Regions from separate parts of the Homo sapiens genome. Here region 2 is linked to region 1. A link is a contact called in ENCODE Hi-C or POLR2A ChIA-PET data. All regions are on one chromosome and are shown on one strand. Each heading gives the region's core, a stretch centred on a gene start or an enhancer-like site at or near the end of the contact. The rest is flanking DNA. Distances are from core to core; before and after follow the strand shown. Region 1 overlaps OSBPL6 (oxysterol binding protein like 6). Region 2 holds the start of TTN-AS1 (TTN antisense RNA 1).

Evidence for each region. A loop is a pair of places that touch in the nucleus more often than their neighbours do. ChIA-PET counts read pairs that join two places held with the same protein, here RNA polymerase II (POLR2A). Pooled maps may share reads with other maps.
Region 2: a loop to region 1 is called in a map of PC-9, with 2.4 times the contacts of the local background. The contact joins the promoter of TTN-AS1 here to the enhancer-like site in region 1. A Hi-C loop is called at or near these places in 1 of 168 maps with a recorded cell type or tissue (PC-9), 4 of 37 single-sample maps with no recorded cell type and 12 of 50 pooled maps. POLR2A ChIA-PET finds 5 or more read pairs at or near these places in 2 of 52 experiments (H1 and PC-9).

Annotation. Positions count from the first base shown.
Region 1 is chr2:178,294,991-178,298,253 of GRCh38, forward strand. All of the region lies in intron 2 of OSBPL6 (oxysterol binding protein like 6), which reads left to right. Among named protein-coding and RNA genes, the nearest start is that of OSBPL6, 100 kb to the left of the region's middle. Within about 2 kb of position 1,766, at least 3 of the 41 ENCODE cell types and tissues checked have a DNase peak (open chromatin) inside an H3K27ac peak, as active enhancers do.
Region 2 is chr2:178,521,425-178,524,687 of GRCh38, forward strand. TTN-AS1 (TTN antisense RNA 1) reads left to right here and starts at 1,767. Exons shown (of 7, transcript NR_038271.1): 1 at 1,767-2,212. RefSeq lists enhancers at 1,456-1,968, 1,645-1,794.

The DNA.
Region 1 (3,263 bases), core at 516-3,015:
CTTCAGGTGGATCTTAGCAATTCTTTTTCTCATGGGGTTTTTAATGAAACTAACATTATAAATAAAACTTTGATGAAAACAAGTTCCTCTTTTATCTTATTAATATTTTTCAATTTGTACATTTGCAAGCATAAAGTATCTTCTTTCACGTGTTAGGGGAGATAGGGAAATCTGGAGTTGGTGAGAAGCAATTAAATTCAGAATGTCCTGTGTAAATGATTTACCAACTGTAGTGCAGATTAACAGACCTGCCTGCCATGGGATGCTGTTTAGTAATCTACAGTCTTTGAAAGTACTTGCCAACACCTGGTTCTAAGAATGCATCTTGTTATTTCATAGTCTAGCGGTTACTCCAAGGTTCAGCACTATAGCCCACAAGCCAAATATGCAGCCTGTTATTATAAATAAAGTTTTATTGGAACATAATCATGTTTATTCACTTGAATATTGTCTAAGGCTACTTCTCCACTACAACGGCAGTTTGAGTAGCCACAGCAGAGATTGTATGGTTCACAACGCCTGAAATATTTTCTGTCTGACCCTTTGCATGAAAGCTTTGCAGAGCACCACCTACCCTCCATCCCCCATCTAGTCAAAGACAGTGACTGGGTTATCTCCTTGGGTTACTGAATCTGGAATCTGATACACTTTGCAATTGCAAGGATTAGTGGACAATGGAAGTCCTGTGGGCTCATGATAGAGCTTTTTGATTTGTTTTCCTTATTGGAAGGTGTTGTGTTTATATAATAAAAATTGTAATAAAACACAATTATAATAAAAATAAAATTATTTAAAGATTAATTATAATAAAAAATTAATGGAGGTACTGTGTTTATAAGAAAGTCATTTTTTGTAAGCTATCTAAAGTTGTTAAAACTAATTTGCAGTATAAAAACCATTTAGGAATATATACAGGTTAAATGCTACATGCTTTAATTATCTCTAAAATTCTTGTTCCAAAACTTTCTTAATTTCAGAGGAAAAATCTTAGCAATTCCTTTATTTTTGGGGCTTTAGGTCTGTGAGTTGGCGGTGATTCTGTGTCTGATACTGTGTTACTATTCCCTAGTTTTGTTGGTGTTAGGCCAGTGAAGAATGGGGCCCAATTGGCAACTCGGCATACCTGCTGCCTGCTGGCAGGCTTATTAAAGCACAGATTGCTGGGCACCACCCTCAGAGGTTTTGATTCACAAGCATAGATGAACTCAAGAATTTGCATTTCCAGGAAGTTCCCAAGTGACACGTTGATCCCAATGGTACCCTTGAGAACCTATGTAGTAGATGATTAGCACTGCCATTTCCCAAGCTTGGGGTTTGTGAAGAAGAGTTATTACTATCCCTGTTTTATAGATGAGGAAACTGAAGCAAAGAGAGACTTCAGTAAATTGCCTGAGGTTTCATAGCTAGGAAATGGCGGTGTTGGGACTGGCTTCAAACCCAGGCAATCCATGGGATATTTTAGAGTAAAAATAAAAATGAAAACCACTACAAGAGAAACCACTACAATGAAAACCACCACACACACTGGTGTACTGGCAAATGTTTAACAATCAGCTCTTAAAAACAAAACAAAACAAAACAAAAAGCCCAGATTTGAAGCATTCACATGGCATAGATACTCCCACCATAGTCTATTTCAAGGTCCCAGGGGAATGTCTTTGAAGCCCTAAACTGGGGAGAGATGCACATAGCTCCTGAGCTAGTGCAAGCCAGCTCCAGCTCACCACTAGATACGTGCCAAGGTTACCACACTCCAATTAAATGAGTTCACAAGGCTGCAGAACCTGGGACCTGGCAGTGGATTCTCGGTTATGTCAGCTGTTCCTTCTCTCATGTAACAATGAATGAGCAATAATTGAAACCAACACTCATGCTCGAATGCCCAACACGAGTAGAATTTTGGACATCCTGATATGTGGGTAATGGCTTGCATAAACACTGCTATTCTGGAGGATGACAGGTTTTCAAAATTCTGCTTAAGATTCCTGACCATGAGATGTTGTAATTAGTAGATGGTATCTAGTAAATCAGGTGCCAGGTGCCATAATTCTGTGTGGCCAGGCTAACCCATCAGTGGTGTTTTGAAAGAATTAATGCTACTGCATCTATTTCCTATTCCTAATGTCCCTCAGGCCCCTATAGTACTGTTAGCAGTCTGGCAGGCCTTTTTTTTTAGGACAACTGAGAGATTTTATCTTGGGAATGTTGAACCTTGTACAGTCTTTCTCTCCAGCTCACTATTGAACAGATAGGAAACTCCAGTCTACAAAGCATGTGGATTATTTTGGGTTATCTTTAGGCAAATATAGTAAAATTAAAGAACTAGGCTGGGTACAGTGGCTCACGCCTCTAATCCCAACACTTTGGGAGGCTGAAGTGAGAGGATTGCTTGAGTCCAGGAGTTCAAGAGCAGCTTGGGCAACATAGTGAGACCACCATCTCAAAAAAATTAGAAAAGAAAAAGAACTAATATTAGGGTGGATATCTACAGTCTGCAAGCACAATCAATGTTATTTAATGGATATAATGATGGAAGATTTAAGTCCTAATTAAAGTGATAAGCTCAGTAAACAACCTGAATGGCTTTTGTGGCTCATGACATTTGACTATGATGAGAAAAGTGACATACTCCTCACCTTCATGGATCTTACAGAATCAAGTCAAATAAATACAGTGCAGTATATGTTCAGAAATATATGTATGTGTATGTATAGAAGAAATGCAGATTGGCGTGACAATTCTGTCTAATAGGTTGGAAAGATTTCATAAAGAAGATGAAACTTGACCACAAAATAGTATAAAATTAATGTCTGCATATTGTAGAAGTCATAATAGCTGGTGATTCAGGAACTTTTTATTGTAGTAAAATATGTAGCATAAAATTTATCATTTTAACTGCTTTGAAGTGTCCACTTCTGTATCATTAAGTGCATTCACATTGTTTGGTATCCATCACCACCATGCATTTCCAGAACCTTTCCATCTTTCAAAGTGAAATTCTGTAACCACTAAACACAACTCTTCCCATTTCCTCCTCCTTACAGACCCTGATAACCACCATTCTACCTTCTGTCTTTATACATTTGACTACTTTGCATACCTCATATCTCATATAAGTGAAATCATACAGTATTTGTTTTTTGTTCTTTTGTGCCTAGCTTATTTCACTTTAAAATGATGCCTTCAGGGTCCATCTGTGTCATTACATGTGTCAGAATTTCCTTCCTTTTTAAGGCTGAATAATATTCCATTGTATGGATATA
Region 2 (3,263 bases), core at 517-3,016, 230 kb after region 1:
CAGAAAAGGAGAGAGGCTTAGGAGAGATTCTTCCCTCAGAGTTCTCAGAAGGAACCAACCCTGCCAACACCCTGATTTTGGACTTCCAACCTCCAGAGCTGCGAGACAATACATTTCTGTTGTGTCTGCCACTCGATTTATGGTACTTTGTTCCAGCAGTGCTAGAAAATGAATACACTAGTCCCCTCTGATCTGTGGTTTCACTTTCTGCTGTTTCTGTTACCCATAGTACAGTACAATAAGATATATAGAGACAGAGAGATCACATTCATAAAACTTTTATTATAGTACATTGTTATATTCTATTATTGTTGTTAATCTCTTACTGTGCCTAATTTGCCTAATTTATAAATTAAACTTTTTCATAGGTATGCGTATTAGTCCATTTTCACGCTGCTGATAAAGACATACCTGAGACTGTGTCATTTATAAAGAAAAGAGGTTTAATTGACTCACAGTTCCACGTGGCTGGGAAGGCCTCACAATCATGGCGAAGGCAAGGAGGAGCAAGTCACATCTTACGTGGTGTCAGGGAAGAGAGAAATGAGAACCAAACAAAAGGGGTTTCCCCTTATAAAACCGTCAGATCTTGTAAGACTTATTCACTACCATGATAACAGTATGGGGGAAACGGCTCCCATGATTCAATTATCTCCTACCAGGTCCCTCTCACAAGGTGGAAATTATGCGAGCTACAATTCAAGATGAGATTTGAGTGAGGACACAGCCAAACCGTATCAGCATGTACGTATAAGAAAAATCATGGCCAGGCGTGGTGGCTCACGCCTGTAATCCCAACACTTTGGGAGGCCGAGGTGGGCAGATCACGAGGTCAGGAGATCCAGACCATCCTGGCTAACAAGGTGAAACTCTGTCTCTACTAAAAACAAAAAATTAGCCTGGCGTGGTGGCAGGCGCCTGTAGTCCCAGCTACTTGGGAGGCTGAGGCCAGAGAATGGCGTGAACCCGGGAGGCGGAGCTTGCAGTGAGCCGAGATTGCGCCACTGCACTCCAGCCTGGGTGACGAGTGAGACTCCGTCTCAAAAAAAAAAAAAAAAAAAAAAAAGGAAAAATCATAGTATTTGTAGGATTCAGTACTATCCACAGTTTCAGGATTCCACTGGGGGATCTTGGGACAGGTTGCCCAAGAATAAAGGTGGCCTGCCGTACATCTAATGAGTACCAGTGAGACCTAGGCTAGGTCCCCTCTAAAGTGCTGCTTCTCTAGTCCCTAGCTTCAATATTCTGTACTGTGGTCCCTAACAGAATAATGATTGCTGGTATTTATTGGGTGCTCTGCTAAGCGCTGTTCTGAGTTTTACAAGTAGTAACTTGTCTAATCGTCACAATAATACTGTGAGGTTGCTGCTGTTATTCTCATTTTATGGACGAGAATGTCAAAGAATGGAGAAGTTGGGTAACCTGCCCCAGGTGAAGTAAGTTAGTAAACAGCAGTTCCTAGATTTGAGCGGGGCCCTCAGGGTTTTGAATGCAGACATGTAATTGCAACATGATTCGGCTGATCATGTAGCCAGGGTGTGGGGTTTATAAAATAGACGTGAATAAAAAAAAGGGGCAGGATGACAGTGAAGCTTGCTCATGGGTTTTGTGGAGGGCGTAGATTGGAACCAAAAAGCACGCCTCGGCTTGGTGCTCCCTGTCGCCCTCTGTTGACATGGGGAGAGAAGAGCGGGTCTGACTCGGAAATGACGCCATAATGCTGAGGAACCACTCCTGGCGTTGCGGAAGGTGGGGTGTGGGGCCGGAAGACCCTCCCCCCGCGTCTTCAGAGGAGCGCTGTTTCTGGAGGAGTTAGGGGAAGGAGGCTGCCTGGTAAGCCAGGAAAGGGGCTTCTGGCCGTTCTGTTGGAGCGCCTCTGACTGACTTCCCCCATGTGTCCGTGTGGCCACACCGTGCTACTTTCAGAGGCAGTGGGCTTTTCGCTAAGGGATAAAAAGAAGTAAAACCTTGCCTTTAGCGCAGCTCTCCTTCACTGGGCAGATTGCTCTCCCTCCCCACTCTCCCAGGCCCAAATTGGATCTCAGCGCCTGGGAGCTCCAACTTTAGCAAGTGCGAAATCCTGTCTTCGGTTTTGGAATTTTCATCCGCACAGACTATATCAGCCACGGATAGGATATGTGAGAATACCAGCATGTCAAGGCTGGGAATCATCCTTAGGCATCACCTAGCCAGTCCTGCCTCTCATTTTAAGGTAAGAATAGGCATTTAACATTGTAAGATGATGTAGTGGGTTCTGTTGGCATCACTTAGATGCCCAGGAAATGTGTATTCTTCCATCGATTTCTCGATTGTTCACTGTTTGGCTGCGTTAGTCCACGGAGAATTGTCCTGGCCAACAGGCACCCCTCTTCACTTGGGAAGGTTTATTTCCCTCTTCCATCCCTCCTCAGCCCCTCAGCTTATAGCCTGTAGCCATTGACTGGTTGGTAAGGGGGTACAAAATGTCAGCCCCCTTGCTCCTAGATGGAACCAACTCTGTGGTACGATTGAAGCTCCCTGTGAGATCTGGCTGAGGCTTCTGCTGAGACCACATTCGTGCTCAGCTTGCTTCCTCTGCCCTATCTGCTGGCTGCCCCATTCCCTTTTTCCCTGAGAGTAATAATCCCTCAAAGAATTTCTGAGACAAGAATCCCCGTCTCAGGCTCTGCTTTTAGGGAATCTGACTTAAGACGGAAAACTTGCTGAATAAATTAATGAAGACCCAGGATTTTTCTCTGGAGAATGAAAACTGACAGTACATTTGCTTCAGCTTTGGTCACCTGTACCTACATTAAGGAGGTGAATTTAGGCAAATAACATCATAGGCTTATAATTATGATTAACAAATTGAAGTGGACAAATACAGATATTTTTGGCATTATTTTATTACCAAGTCTAGATCAGTTGTTTAAAAAGCATAGTAGAATGACACTATTTAAAATAGTGTCAGTCTTCCATATACTGTCATTCTACCATGCTTTTAAAACAACTGATCTAGACTTGGGAATAAAATAGTTCTTTAGTTCTGAGGTCCTTTATTTGTTCTGTCTCAATTTGGAGCTGCAGTAGCCAATATGGACTCAGATTCACAACTGATCATTTTCCCTGAAGTTGTCCTTTTCCGTTCACTATGCTCTTTGAGGGACAGTATCTATACCGTGTTAATCATCTTTGTATTGTTCCCTGTGGTGTTTAGCACAAAAGATTGTGAATTGTAGATGTTCAAAATCCATCAAAGATATTGAATCACAGCTGATTCCGAG